Linked DNA regions of Homo sapiens: all the other regions are linked to region 2. The links are chromatin contacts, found by Hi-C or POLR2A ChIA-PET in ENCODE. All regions are on one chromosome and are shown on one strand. Each heading gives the region's core, a stretch centred on a gene start or an enhancer-like site at or near the end of the contact. The rest is flanking DNA. Distances are from core to core; before and after follow the strand shown.

Region 1 (4,874 bases), core at 1,858-4,357, 950 kb before region 2:
GATCGGTTCTTATGCATATATAACCCTGTTTGCACACCAGCCATGTGTATTGCCACATACCCCAGGGTAGAGATTATTCCTTCGCGGTTGGCATTTAATAGACCAACCCGTGTGCCACTACCATCAGTGCCATATAATATTAACCTCTTCAGTGAGGTAAAGTCAAGGGCTAGCTGGTATAATACAGTAATGCCGAGGGCAATAATCCAGGACTTATTTAGGGGAAAAATAATCAACAGCAGTGGTGTTATCAATTTCACAACTATTATGGTAAAGAAAAAGTTCCAGTGAACTCCATACTCTGTTAAATGTTCCTGATAGCCTATTGATTTTATAATGGCTAATCGTCCGATTCCTAGGAAGACTAATGGCCAAACAGAGTACAATGAGTTTGTAAAGTAATGCAATTTGGACCCTTCCATATATTTTCTCCTCCTGACCTCTAGACAAACCATTGCAGACCCAAAAACAAAGCCACCTACTCCAAAATCCATTGCTCCTGTCCCATAGAGCTCAGTTTTGGCAAATCTTCTGGGAAAAAGTGGGAAGTCCACAGCCAAAATAGCAATAGCAGTAAACGCACTGGTAATTACACGGAAACAGGAGATGGCTGGATTGTATTCTGATTCTAGACTGATGTTCAAGAATTTTTCAAGGATTTTTAGGAAAGGCAGTCTGGCATAGCAGGTCCTCCTTCGGTATATTTGATACAACAGCCCTGCCCCAAAGATAATTACACCGAGAAGCTCAAGGAGGATAAATGAAGCCCAAATGGTCAAAGTGGCTACCATGGGAACTATTAGGACAACAAAGTCAGTGAGGAATCTAGTTTTCCAGGTAGGTGAAAAAGAACACAAGTACTGTGAGAAAATGATCAGGAACCCTCTGCACAGGATACAGAATGCAGGAAAGCACAATCCCTGGGTGATTTCCAGCACGGTGGTTCCATTGAGGTTACTGACAAAAGCTTCCTTCATCTGCTTTTCAGACATTTTTCTTCCTGTGAAAACAAGAGCAAAGGAATGGATTTGTGAAAAGCAGCATTCTTGTGTAATTAGCATACCTGGCTTAATTTTACTCTTATTACTAGATTTCAGAGCAGAACTTTGGGCCCTAATGAGTTCACCTAGGATTTGTGATTCCCCTTCCAAGGATTGTGGGAAGAAGCTTAACACTAATGTGTTCAGATAGAAATGTCATACTAATAATATTAAATTATTGGTTACAAAGCTTCAGCTATTCCCTGTACAAGACAGACTCACAAAGAAAGTGAATTTGGGGCCAGGCGTGGTGGCTCACACCTGTAATCCTAGCACTTCGGGAGGCCGAGGTGGGAGGATCACCTGAGGTCAGGAGTTCGAGACCAGCCTGGTCAACATGGTGAAAGCCCGTCTCTACTAAAAATACAAAAATTAGCCAGGCGTGATGGCACCCGCCTGTAATCCCAGCTACTTTAGAGGCTGAGGCAGGAGAATCGGTTGAACCGGGGAAGCAGAGGTTGGAGTGAGCCATTGCACTCCAGCCTGGGCCACAGAGTGAGACTCCATCTCAAAAAAAAAAAAAAAAAAAGGAAAAGAAAAAGCAAAGGAAAAGAGAGCGAATTTGGGATATAAACTCTGAGAATGGCATCATAGGCAGATGGGAATTTCTATTATGGAGCACAGTACGTATCATGAAGATTCTTTGATGCAAATTGAATAGGATTTACTAATGACCTTAAAGCAAATTCAAACGCTAGGGGCCAAGTACATTTTGAAGTTGGGGGCCTTGGTTCCAGTTCAGAGCCTCTCCAAACCTACTGCCTTGGTACAAAACGTGACCCCTGCAGTGATTTCTGGATCCCCAGGCTGCTCCTTTCCTCATTTACAGACAGCTATGTTTTCAGGTTAGGATGGAAGTAGGTACGGTGGGTGCATTAAGAATGGATGTATAGCACATACTAGTGTTAGTTGCTCTTTTATTAAGGGTTGTAAAACACCTCTGAATGCCACACATCATTGTCTGAAAAACGGCATACTGGAAGAACACATTTGTTGGTTAAACATGAACCTAGAGTTTCTAAATGTACCATGAGCTGAATAAGTAAGTGAATGCATGCGTGCATTATGGCCTGTCTGGAACCTGTGACAATATCTCACAGTAACCAACTCAAATCAGTTGACCATTAAAAATAAAAGTCCTAGCCGAGAGAAGTGGTTCATGCCTGCAATCCTAGCGCTTTGGGAGGAGAGAGGATCGCTTAAGGCCAGGAGTGAAAAAAAAAAAAAGAAAAATTAAAAATTAGCTGAGCGTGGTGGTGCGCGCCTGTAATGCCAGGCTGAGGCGGGAGGATCGCTTGAGCCCAGAGGTGGAAGGCAGCAGTGAGCCGAGATCGCGCCACTGCACTCCTACCTGGGCGACAGAGCGAGACTCCGTCTCTTAAAAAATAAACATAAAAATAAAAAGTCTTTTTCCTAACAGACGCCCGACCTGGCCGCGCCCTACCCGTATACCTCACGTACTCCAAATGGTGCCGGCGCCCCCAGCAGACGGTCTACGTGGGAAGGGCAGCCGGACTGCCGCTGCACCCGCCAAACCACGCGGGAACCAGCCGCTTCCGCCTCCCGCGCGGCACTTCCGGCCGACGCAGGCAGCTGGCACTTCCGGGCCGGCCGATTCCGCGCGTCTCCGCCCATCATGGCGCTCGTGCCAGTGTCCCGTGGGCTACCCACTCCTGTCATGTCCTTTGGGCTGGTGCAGGCCAGATCTTCTAGGGCCGTAGCCCTGAGAGGAGCGCCTGGAGAGGAAACGGCGCGCCATGCACCTCACACGGCCCCTCAGACCTCACGGCGAGGCCCTATCAGGGTAATGGTGTCCGCCGGCCTCGCACAACACTCCGCCGCACTCGCACAAGACTCCGCCGCGGCGACCTCTACTGAAAGACCCCCAGTCCTGGTGTCGCCCGAAGGCCCAGGAAACCGTGCTTCCGCGCTTCTCCCCCAGAACGTGGGAAGCTGCCGCTTTACCCTCATTTTACCCCAGGGTCGCAAAACATCTCACCGTAGTTGAAGCCAGCAAGCCGGACCAGGCGTCCCGGCCAAGCCACGTGCGCGCCCCGCGCCGCGAGTGCTCGCCCCGCCCCTAGGGAGGAGCCGGCCGACCCCCGGCCACTTAGCAGTGCCGCAGCCGACGGGGTGCGGTTCGGCGCTCCCAGGTTCCTTTCCTCACTGCACGCTCTTGCCCCTCCTCTTTTCTCTCCTGCCCGTGTTCTTCCCGCCGCCTGACCTGGCCCGCCCGCCTTTCCAGTCTGGCCGGGCGGGGGCCTGAAGCACGGCGGCTCGGGCCGTGGGACCGGTGAGTGTCAACCCGAACCTATATCTGAAGCCCTTCAGACGCGGAAGGGGCTTGGGAGGCCAGTTTGCCCCGCAGCGGTGAGGAAGAAGTAGGCGTCTCCACCTCCCCTTCCAAAGCGCCGTTTCCCTCCTTTTTGCCTTTTCCTTTTGACCCTCTTGTGTCTCACGAGGGGGTAGCCCAGCTCTTGGCTCTTGCTTGAAACAAGTCTTTCTTGATCACCCTCCACCTTTCCACCTGGCCGGCAGGGGGCGGCCTGGGGGGAGAGGGTCCTTGCTCCACTCTTCGCCCAGCTGAGGACCCCGGGAGGGGGCGGCTGGTCCCGGGAGGTGTCAGGGCAGCTGCGCCCTTGGCTGGGGTCACGTCCACCTTCCTGGGAAGGACATACTCTCCCCGTGCCAGGTGCTTCCGGAACGGCATCCCAGCCCTGGGTTTGCGGCACGACGCCCGGACCTTGAGTCCCCGGTTCCCGCCGGGAACCTGGGGGCGGAGCCAGCTGGACTGATGAGATCCTTACCCAGCGCTTCTCAGCGTCTGCCCTCCCACTGTCCTCCATGCCTAGAAAGAAACAGTCTGAGAAGGAGGGACTGGTGATCAGGTTGCCACTTGCCTTGATTCGGTGTTCCATTTACTCATTACCGTCTCCTTTCTGCCCACAGTGTTCACACCCTTTCCAGAAATTCTTGGCTGGTAACCGCGAAACCGACTGGAGCAGGAGCTGGGAGAACTGGAGAAAACTGCTCTAATCTCACTTGACTCCAGCTAGGAGCTGATGCTGCATCGTAATAACATTTGCAGAGCGCTTTCACAGGTATTAGCCCCTTTAACGCTTCATTTAGCCCCGTGAGATCTGGATATTATCACTCCGTTTTGTAAACGAGGAAACAGAGTGAGGCTTAGTTCTTGGGTTCTGTGCCAGGGGCCTTGGGTTTTGGATTCAAACCCCAAACCTGTTGTGCTGCCCCTCTGGACCTATTGCTTGAGATGAGTTCCCAGTTGAAAGAGCTTTGTTCTCTGGAGCCCTCTGCATGGCTGTCCCTTGGATGGGGTACAGTCAGTGTCCAGGGTCAGGATCTTTTAGGGCTGTAGCACCACACCTTAAGTGGTCCAGCACGGTCCTGATACCTGTTTCCGCCTCAATTGTCCTTTTTCCAGCTTCTATGGAAGTCCCTATCCCTGGGTTCTTTAAAGACTTGATGTATTCAGAGCCTCAAGAAAGTCTCCACCAGGGTTAATCCATTGCAGGCACGCTTCACCCTCAGCCTCATCTCTCCTTGCTAGGGGTGGTGCCAAGGCCTAGAAAATTCCAAGTCTGAGGGTCACTTAACCATTCTTCAAAGATTGGCTTAGGCCCAGCCTCACAACACCCCACCTCCCAGATGGATTCATCTCCCTGAAATCCTCACCTTCTTGAAGTTGACACTGGACCGTTCACCTGATTAGCGCTCCCAAATGGATCATCAACCCTTAGTCGTAGTGCTAACAGTGTTTATCCTCTGAGTGAATACTCAGATTCGTACTTTGTGTGGTGCTGTCAAACCATG
Region 2 (4,851 bases), core at 1,798-4,297:
ATCACATATATATATGATTCAGTGTATCTCTCATATAATGAGTTCTCACCTCATATAATGAGAGATACACTTAATCACATGCTAGATATGGACATAGCCAGAGTCTCCAAAATACAGGATGGCAAAAACTGACGTCTTCATTAGAAGTTACAGCCGGTCGCGGTGGCTCACGCCTGTAATCCCAGCACTTTGGGAGGCGGGCGGATCACAAGGTCAGGAGATCGAGACCATCCTGGCTAACACGGTGAAACCCTGTCTCTACTAAAAATACAAAAAATTAGCCAGGCGTGTGGCGGGCGCCTGTAGTCCCAGCTACTCGGGAAGCTGAGACAGGAGAATGGTGTGAACCCAGGAGGCAGAGCTTGCAGTGAGCCGAGATCGCGCCACTGCACTCCAGCCTGGGCGAAAGAGTGAGACTCCGTCTCAAAAAAAAAAAAAAAAAAAGAAGTTACAGAAAAAGTAAACAAAATAGAGCTAAAGAAAAAAAAAATCTAATATTTGCTGAAGTGCCTCAAAAATCAAGCTGCTCCTATGGGGGGAGAAAATGTTCCTTCAGAAGAGCCAGAGAAATAAGCAAAGCCATGATGGAATTTGAACTCACACTACCTTTCTACCAGATCAAACCAGACAAGTAACGGCTGTTCTGAGGATTTACGGTATGGCCTAAGGCCACTGTTAAACAACAAAGCTGCCAGAGTCAAAGCACATAATCACTCTTACTTGCCCTCGACCAGAGTGTGATGTCACTGCATTTCGGAGAAGGCCTCCCTGCACAGGACTATATATCCAGATTTAACATAACCTAGTTTCTACCAAATATAGGTTGTCAAAGTCCCTCCTCTCCTATATCTCCCTCCAGTTCCCCAAAAGAGAAACTGAGCAGCAAAATAAGATTAATACCTTGGGTAGAATAAGGTCAGAAAAAAATTAATAGGGTCTTAATTCAAATGGCTCTCTGGGAAGCTAAATTAGTTTGTAAAGTCACTAAACCCTTCTTTTCACAAAGTGGGACTTTACAAAGCTCAGTGCTCATAGTGAAAAACTGGCCAAAGTTAACCAAATTATAAAGCAGAAATGTCATTCCAGTAATCTTTTATTATAAAGGTGAGAGGTGCCAAATTCATTTCTAATCAAATATTCAGTAATAATGCAAAGACAATAGCATCATCAGGTATTACCTTGCTCATAAGAAATTATGAGACACAAAAGCTAAAATCACCTGTGATTTCTATTTAAACATAACAGACTACAAAGTAGCTTCTTAATATTATAACGAAGCAAAGGAGTTCAAAAGTTTTACATCTAATTCTTAACCAAAATAACATTAAACTCTGGAAAACCTAAGGCTAGAAGGAAAGAAAGGACAAGAGAAAGGAGAACGTGCCCTATTTAATATATTCCTTGCTCAGCTTCGTTCAAACCTGTGCCTAAAAAGTTAGTATTTCAAAATATGGATCTTTTAAGGAAAGAAAGAATGAAAGAACTGGACTTCCTTGAGTTTCTTCATACACAGTCAGAATATTAGATTTATATTGATTTTACCACCCAGCTTTTAGTGAGGATGTTTGCATTATACATCATCCTTTCTGCTTCCTTGAAAGTTTCAACGGCTAAGATACTGCAAACAGTTCTCACCTTACCAGCACGCTTAGTCATCACTGGAATGTCTTAACACGTTTTCTTATAGAGCTGCACCTCCTTCATCTGCTGCTTTCTATTACTACTTTGTAAGTGTACCCTGAGGCTAAGCAATTGAAGTATACAAGGAAGGTAACTAATCATTTAAATTGATTCTCATTGAGACCACCTTCTTTCTTAGTCATTCTGCCTTTCTAAGCTTAATGCATTTACTTTCTTTTAAACCACAATGGTTATGATAAGTCTTTGGCAGTTTTCAAAACATTTTTTCTTCTCAAAAGTCAAGTTTGGCTGGGCGCGCTGGCTCACGCCTGTAATCACAAAACTTTAGGAGGCCGAAGCGGGAGGATCGCTTGGGCCCAGGAGTTCGAGACCAGACTGGGCTACACAGTAAGACCCTGTCACTAAAAATACAAAAATAAAATAAAATAAAAGTCAAAAGTTTAATGAAGCATCCGCGTGAGTTCAATAAAGGCCTGTCCCCCCCCACCCCACCCCTCCAATAGAAGACTACTCTTGAAAACAAGCAGCATGAACAAATGATTTGGATTCAAATGATAAGGAAATAACAGGACGTTCCAGTTTCTTTACTTTCAGCTTAATCTACAGCCTTTCCCAAACCAGACCATTACTGCAGAGCCCAGAAAAAGAAAAAAAAAAAAAAGATGCTGGGTTAAGATTTGCCCCCATTTGCTTCCCCCTCTCTTACATCGGGTCAATTCTGGAGGTTACTCTTTCCTTCCTCCAAGAGTAAGGAATGCCTCTTCTTTCCCCAGGTGGTCAAGATTCTAGCGATATGCTCCTCCATTACGGAGCAGGGAAGAGGTTGTCTCTTACCCTCAAGTTACCCGAGAGACGACGTTCGCCCATCAATGAGCAAACCTTTGAGGGAATCCCTTTTCCCTTTGGCTTGCTGGACACGTCTCAGCCTCTCAGTGAACGACGCCGAGCGGGGAAGAAAGACGGTTCCCCCCACGGCCTCCAGGCTCTATCAGCCACACCCCTGGCCTCTGGTCCCCCTAAACCCTCAATTCCGAAACACATCTTCCCCTCCTGCCCCCAACTACCTGCTGCCACACCCGAGGATTCCCTCACCGCACCACAGGCATCATGGTAGAGACCCTTTCTCCAACCTTTTCCCTCTCAATGGTCACACCCGACGGTTCCCTGCATCATCAACGGTCACGCTCTTAGGATTTCCTCGCCTCCGCCGGTCTCCGACCCAGCCTGGTGTTACCCTTCTCTCCGTCCCCGACCCCGTCAATTAGGGACACACCCTAAAGGCAACCGCCCTGAACTCACCGGAGGCGGAGGCGAAGGCGAGGGCGGGGGTGGCGGCGGGAGCCGGAGAGCACAGCCCAGGTGGTGGTGTAATGGTTTCCTGCCCGTCACGATTCTTTTCTAGGTCTAAGCCACTGCGCAAAACCCACTTTGCCAGGGACAAAGATGGTGGGCAGGAAACTCTGACGTCAGAGAACGTCGCCGCGTGACGTCATCGGGGTGCGCGGTAGACCTAGAAAGCCTGTGATCTCTTGTCGCCTTCCAGACCCAAAGATTTCCTTTGGTCCCGGCAAGCTAGCCCATCTGGGCCTCAGAGGATGTTAAGTGGCTACTCCAAAGGGATATATTTTAAAAAGCTGACAATGGATTTGTTTCCTCGCACAGAAATTCTCTGAAAAACGTAAACATAGAGATGATGAAATATCCTGTTCCTTTCTGAAAAAACAAAACCCCTCAGCTCATTTTCCTTCCAGGCTCAAGGGCGGACAATGGTGATATAGCCCAGGCCTATATACGGGCAGTGGGGCTAGAGGATAGTGCTGCACGTAAAAGAGGTTGAGGAGGCATTGGATGTGAGTTTGAATCCCTACCCTGAATGTGACTGAGACAGTTAATGTCTCATCAACCTTCTTATCTGTGAAATGAAGACAATGATAGTATCTCTCTCGGGCATGTGAAGTTTAAACCAGATAAATTAGGTAAAGTGCCTAGTATATAATAGGTGTGCTTACACAAAAGTAAGTTTCTTTCGGACACTAAGAGCTAGATTCCAGGACCTGGAACTGGAGAACAAGATTGATGATGTTAAATGAACTAGCTGTCCCTAAGGTTAATTTCAGGGTGTAAGGAAGGATGGAGAGCAAAGTGATGATTTTTCTCACATTTTGCCTATGAACTCTGTGAGTCAAAAAGTGTTTCAGTATTTTAAAACTTCATTCTTAAAAAAGTGATCAGAAGTACATTAAAATTTTGTATAACATACTCATGTATTATTATTTCCTCTGTTATTAAAATAGGGGAATAGGGGAAATTAGAAAGCCAGGTATAAGGTGAGAGAATGCAAACAGTTATGGTAAATCAGATAGCTGCATAATGTTATAGAATATTTTATGACAGAAAATTCATAAAGTGTTAAGCAAAAAAAGGACACCAAACAATACAGTATACAGTATGACTATATATGTATAGAAAAAAAAGGCTAGGATAGGCCAGGCGTGGTGGCTTACACCTGCAATCCCAGCCCTTTAGGAGGCTGAGGTGGGTGGATCACCTGATGTCGGGAGTTTGAGACCAGCCTGGCCAATGTGGTGAAACCCTGTCTCTACTGAAAAAACAAAAATTAGCTGGGGGTGGTGGCACACGCCTATAATCCCGGCTACTCAGGCGGCTGAGGCAGGAGAATGGCTTGATCCCAGGAGGTAGAGGTTGCAATGAGCCCAGATCTCGCCACTGCACTCCAGCCTGAGTAACAAAGCCAGACTCATCTCAAAAGAAAAAAAAAAAAAAAAAGCTTGGATATTCAGCAGAACGTTAAAAGTGGTTATTGCAGGATAGTGAGAGTTTTATTTTTCTTCCTAATATTTTTCTGTATTTTTCAAAGTGTTCTACAATGAACATGTATTTATTTCTATGTTGGGATGTGCCTTTTAAATCATATTGTTGAAAAATATGATACAGAAAAATGCTTTGAAATAAGAAAAAAAAAAAGATACAAAACTCTAAATCCAGAGGAGTATATATACCTATTAGTGGTTCCCTCTGGGTGCTGATTACAAATGTTATCTTCTTTATATTTGTTTTATTTTCCATTCCTTTCTCTGAAAAATGCATATATTTTAAGGAAAAATGAACCAATACTATTTTCAAAATATAGCATCAATCCGAAAGCTTTTCCAACTTCATTCTCTTCCACTTTTGGGTGAAAGTATGGAC
Region 3 (4,868 bases), core at 403-2,902, 900 kb before region 2:
CCTCAGGTGATCCACCCACCTTGGCATCCCAAAGTGCTGGGATTACAGGCATGAGCCACTGCGCCCAGCCTGTATGCACTAGGTTTTAAAAAGTGCCCAATATATAAACTCAAATGAGGATGTTGGGTACAGTCTCATTGCTGAGATTCTAAAAGCTAAAAAAAAAAGTTCTATATATTGGTACAAGAGTGGAAATAAGCTGAAAGAATCTACATCAAGCTTTTTTTTTTTTTTTTTTTGAGACAGTCTTGCTGTCTCCCAGGCTGGAGTGCAGTGGTACGATCCTGGCTCACTGCAACCTCCTCCTCCCAGGCTCAAGCGATCTTCCCACCTCTGCTTCCTGAGTAGCTGGGACCACTGGCACAGGCCACCACGCCTGGCTTTGTTTGTTTATAGAGACGGGGTTTCGCTATGTTGCCCAGGCTGGTCTCAAACTCCTGAGCTCAAATGATCCGCCCGCCTCGGCCTCCCAAAGTGCTGGGATTACAGGCGTGACCCACCGCGCCCCACCTACATCAAACTTTTTTTTTTCTTTTTTTTTCCAGACTGAGTCTGGCTCTGTAGCCCAGGCTGGAGTGCAGTGGTGCGATTTCGGCTCACTACAACCTCCGCCTCCCGGGTTCAAGCGATTCTCCTGCCTCAGCCTCCTGAGTAGCTGGGATTACAGGCGCGCACCTCGCCCGCCTAATTTTTGTATTTTTAGTAGAGACGGAGTTTCACCATGTTGGCCAGGCTGGTCTCGAACTCCTGGGCTCAGGTGATCCACCCGCCTTGGCCTCTCAAAGTGCCGGGACCACAGGCGTGAGCCACCGCGCCCGGCCAGGTCACTTCTTTTTAACTGTACAAAAGTGTGTTCACATCATACACAGAACTTACTTGGTTCTTTTTTTCTCTTAACAAATCAAGGACGTCTCCTTGTATTGTACATGGACTTACCTCTTTGTTTCTAACAAGACATTATTTACACGAGTGAAAATACTGTTAAAGTTAGCGCAGTTTCAGCCAAATGGTGAGGGGCTACATCAGAATACTGAGGAAGAAACTGCTAGGGTAGACCTCGGTGGGAAAAGCAATCGGAAACTATTTCTAAGCAAAAAAGAGTAACACGCAGAAGGAGAAGCGGGGTAGAAGAAAGGCTACTGACCAAAACCCTGAGAGCGATTACAGGCAGGGACAACAGAGGGAACTGTCCGACACACAGAGACACCAGGGACCAAGTCAGAGGAAGCAAGGTTCCTGCAGAACCCGCGGAGACCCGAGGCGGGAAAGGAAGCGCAGCCCAAGGGTCCACGCCCCCAAGACGGAGGCTGGACGTGGGGGCTGCCCCGTGCGCAGTGGTACGAGGGCTGGCGGGGACGGGGCTCACCTTTGTGCTTCCGGAAGCAGACTACCGAGCAGCTGTAACAACAGAGGCCACAGGCCGCGTCAGCCCCGAGGGTCCCCGGCCCCTCCAGCAGCCCGCCCGCTCCCGCCCGGCCTCCCGGCCTCCCGCCCTCCCGCCATGGCCGGACACCCGCGCCCCTGGACCCCGCGACCTCCCCGCTCACTAGGGCACGCGGCAGGCTGGACAGCGGTATTTGGGCTTCTCCAAGCAGATCACGCAGACGACGGTGCTACATTTGAGCGACGCCATGGTTTTGTGGAAGGAGACTGTTCACTGCGCCGCCGCGCGCCTCTCACGCAGCCGCGCCCGCGTGCACGCCCCTTTTTCCGTTTCCTAAACGGGGACCAATCAGCGCTCAGCAGGTAGGCAAAAGCAATGGACTGATCCTGCTCACTGTTCCAGCCCTCGTACTTAGAGCGTCGATACACTCGATGCGCATCTATTAGCTGCGTCCCAGGTTTTCCTTGATTAGATCACAGCGTCGAAGAACTTGTTATGTAGCCCAGTCCCTGTCCCTATGCGGCCGTGTGGCTTGGAGCAAGCCATCGACACTGTCCAGGTGTGTTGCCCCGCATGTAAAAAAGAAAACAATACATGGAACTAAACGTCCTTTACTTTCTGGCTGGGACTTCCTGAATCTTGCAGGGACATTGGGGTTCATCCGCCCATCTCATCTGCTTATTCTTGGCAAAGGACAAGTCCAGACATTGGGCGAACCAGAATCGGTTGGATCACGCAGTAGACAGGAACCTGCCCTTCCCAACCTAGACCATTTTTCACTGGGGAAAGAAAGATGAGCCTGAACAGTGGCAAATGTTTGAGCTCCAACTGTGAGCCCTTCCGGGCTGGGGACCCCCCGGGGTCTTCTAATGAAGAAGTCGTCTCTGTCCCCTGGGAACTAAATGCTTAGAGTGAAAGTAGGACGGGGAAACGGGGAGGAAAGAGACTCACTCTTAGAGTCCTGCCGTCGCTACCCTGCACCTGCACGCCCCTGAGACTGAGTGCTTCTTAAATTTTGCACTCTAGGCTCCTCACACCTCCCCCTAGTCCCGGAAGCTAATTGACCAGGAAGCAGGCCAGTGACCACTAGTCCCAAGACGGGGATCCCAGGCAGATGAGTCTGGATAGATGGGCTATGATGGGACTTGAATGCCACCACAAACTTTAGGTTTAGAAAAAGTAATGTTTTTTGTTGTTTGTTTTTTAAGGAAATTTGCTTGCAGCTAGGCATGGCCCAGCCTTACCTTAGCTCCCATCCTACCTGCACTGGGCCCTCCCAGGGCCATAAATCACCCTTACTCCCAAGTGCCTCCTCTTCTGTGTTGGCCGTTCAGCCTTCAGGGTCCCTCTTCAATAAAGGTGTCTGCAGGGATGTATCTGCAACAACCGAGGCAGTGGTTTGAACCTTGGCTCAACCCCCTCCCTGGCTGTGTGACCTGGAGGGGTTGGTTACCCCCTCTGAGCTCCCTCATCTATTAAAGTGGATGTTTGGGCCTACTTTCCTGAGCTGTTGTAAAGCAGAGAGGAGACCATGTGCAAAAGTTTTGTAATCAGAAGTGCTACCTGATATCTAGAAAGAGTCTTAACTCTCATGGATCTCCGTCTGGACCGCATGAACATAGGTCCCAGGCCCCAAGCCATGCTCTCCAAAACAGTTCTGCCGCCTGCTTCTTGAGTGGGAGGTGAGTAATTATCCTTCCTTTGGGCGTGGCGACCCAGTCCAGTCCTCAGTGCTGAAGCTGCTGGGCCCTCTGGCCACCTGCCTGTCCTGCTTGCAGCTGCCCCAGCCTCCAACTTCTGCCCAGGACCCAGCTTAGAATCCAAAACGGGTCCACACAGGCCCAGTAACCCGCAGCGTTCCTCATATTGTTCAACAGTTGTACCACTGATGATTTGAACTTGAAGCATCCCAGAAAGTCCAAGCTTACCTGGGAAGGCCAGAGAAGGCCAGTGACTTGTCCAGGGCCATATTTAAATCCTGTGCCAAGTCGGGCATGGTCGCATCAGCCTGTAGTCCCAGCTACTTAGAAAGTTGAGGCTGGAGGCTCACTTGAGCCCAGGAGTTCAAGGCTGCAGTGAGCTATGATTGTGCCACTGCATTCCAGCCTGGATGACAGAGAGAGAGAGACCCCGTCTTAAAGACGAAAAATTTAGGCCAGGCGCAGTGGCTCACGCCTGTGATCCCAGCACTTTGGGAGGCCAAAGCAGGCAGATCACTTGAGGCCAGGAGTTCAAGACCAGCCTGGCTAACATAGCAAAACCCTGTCTGTACTAAAAATAGAAAAAATTAACTGGGTGTGGTGGTGCACGCCTGTAATCCCAACTACTAGAGAGGCTGAGGCACAAGAATCGCCGGAACTCTAGAGGCAGAGATTGTAGTGAGCCAAGATCATGCCACTGCACTCCAGCCTGGGCGACAGAGCAAGACTCTGTCTCTAAAAATTAAAAAAAAAAAAATTTAATTTAAAATCCTGTGCCCCACCAGGTAAGGTGGCTCACGCCAGTAATCCTAGCACTTTGGGAGGCCAAGGCGGGCACATGGCTTGAGCCCAGGAGTTCAAGACCAGCCTGGGCAACATGGCAAAAACCCATCTCTACCCAAAAAGATACAAAAATTAGCGGGGGGCAGTGGCTTGAGCCTGTAATCCCAGCTACTGGGGAGGCTGAGGTGGGAAAATCGCTTGAGCCCAGGAGGTGGAGGTTGCAGTGAGTGGAGATCACGCCACTGCACTCCGGCCTGGGTGACAGAGCAGGACCTTGTCTCAAAAGGAAGAGAGAGAGAGAAAAAAAAACAAAAGATCCTGTACACTGTCTGGCACGGGTAGAAATTTGCCCACTGTGGCGGACTCACCACTGTCTGCTTGATTTGTCCTGTGATGTGTGTACCAAGGCTGAGGCCAGAGACAATCCTAACCATTTTCAGGGGCTCAGTCCCTCCCACCTGCATACAAACCACGCTGACTCCCTATCTGCGAGTGGAGAGATGATGACTCCAGAAAAAAAAAAGAAAAAAGAAAATTCGGCCAGGCGCGGTGGCTCACGCCTGTAATCCCAGCACTTTGGGAGGCCAAGGCGGGCAGATCACGAGGTCAGGAGATCGAGACCATCCTGGCCAACATGGTGAAACCCCCGTCTCTACTAAAATACAAAAAATTAGCCAGGTGTGGTGGCACGCGCCTGCAGTCCCAGCTACTAGGGAGGCTGAGGCAGGGGAATCCCTTGAACCCGGGAAGCGGAGGTTGCAGTGAGCCCAGATCGCGCCACTGCACTCCAGCTTGGTGACAGAGCGAGACTCCATCTCAAAAGAAAAGAAAATTAAATTCCTGGAATCCTTCCCATGCACATCCACGCAGGGAAGAGGCCCCTCCTCTACTCTGGATATCTGGATGCCCCCAGCTTTCCCCGACCTTCGCACCCCTCGTCCTCTAATGTCCGGGAAAGGAGGTGGGCTCAGCCGCGATGGCGGTTAGGTGGTGGCACACTA

The links. Hi-C counts contacts between places; a loop is a spot of excess contacts on that map. ChIA-PET counts read pairs that join two places held with the same protein, here RNA polymerase II (POLR2A). Pooled maps may share reads with other maps.
Region 1: a map of ascending aorta shows a loop between it and region 2 (7-fold over the local background). The contact joins the promoter of PIGW here to the promoter of AP2B1 in region 2. A Hi-C loop is called at or near these places in 4 of 168 maps with a recorded cell type or tissue (Caco-2, ascending aorta, naive thymus-derived CD4-positive, alpha-beta T cell and 1 more), 2 of 37 single-sample maps with no recorded cell type and 17 of 50 pooled maps. POLR2A ChIA-PET finds 5 or more read pairs at or near these places in 4 of 52 experiments (A673, activated B cell, activated naive CD4-positive, alpha-beta T cell and 1 more).
Region 3: a loop to region 2 is called in a pooled map, with 9 times the contacts of the local background. The contact joins the promoter of ZNHIT3 here to the promoter of AP2B1 in region 2. A Hi-C loop is called at or near these places in 13 of 50 pooled maps. POLR2A ChIA-PET finds 5 or more read pairs at or near these places in 3 of 52 experiments (OCI-LY7, activated B cell and activated CD4-positive, alpha-beta T cell).

The regions. Positions count from the first base shown.
Region 1 is chr17:36,533,220-36,538,093 of GRCh38, reverse strand. It overlaps PIGW (phosphatidylinositol glycan anchor biosynthesis class W), which reads right to left and starts at 3,107. Exons shown (of 2, transcript NM_001346754.2): 1 at 2,502-3,107; 2 at 1-1,000. The coding sequence starts at 992. MYO19 (myosin XIX) reads left to right here and starts at 3,226. Exons shown (of 26, transcript NM_001163735.2): 1 at 3,226-3,333; 2 at 3,990-4,141. RefSeq lists an enhancer at 3,860-4,535.
Region 2 is chr17:35,585,518-35,590,368 of GRCh38, reverse strand. It overlaps AP2B1 (adaptor related protein complex 2 subunit beta 1), which reads right to left and starts at 3,047. Exons shown (of 22, transcript NM_001030006.2): 1 at 2,941-3,047. RefSeq lists enhancers at 2,531-2,640, 1,902-3,101, 3,071-3,240 and a silencer at 2,871-2,990.
Region 3 is chr17:36,483,465-36,488,332 of GRCh38, reverse strand. ZNHIT3 (zinc finger HIT-type containing 3) reads right to left here and starts at 1,652. Exons shown (of 5, transcript NM_004773.4): 1 at 1,548-1,652; 2 at 1,367-1,398. The coding sequence starts at 1,633. It overlaps LOC105371749 (a long non-coding RNA gene), which reads left to right and starts at 1,654. Exons shown (of 3, transcript XR_934710.4): 1 at 1,654-1,746. RefSeq lists an enhancer at 998-1,931.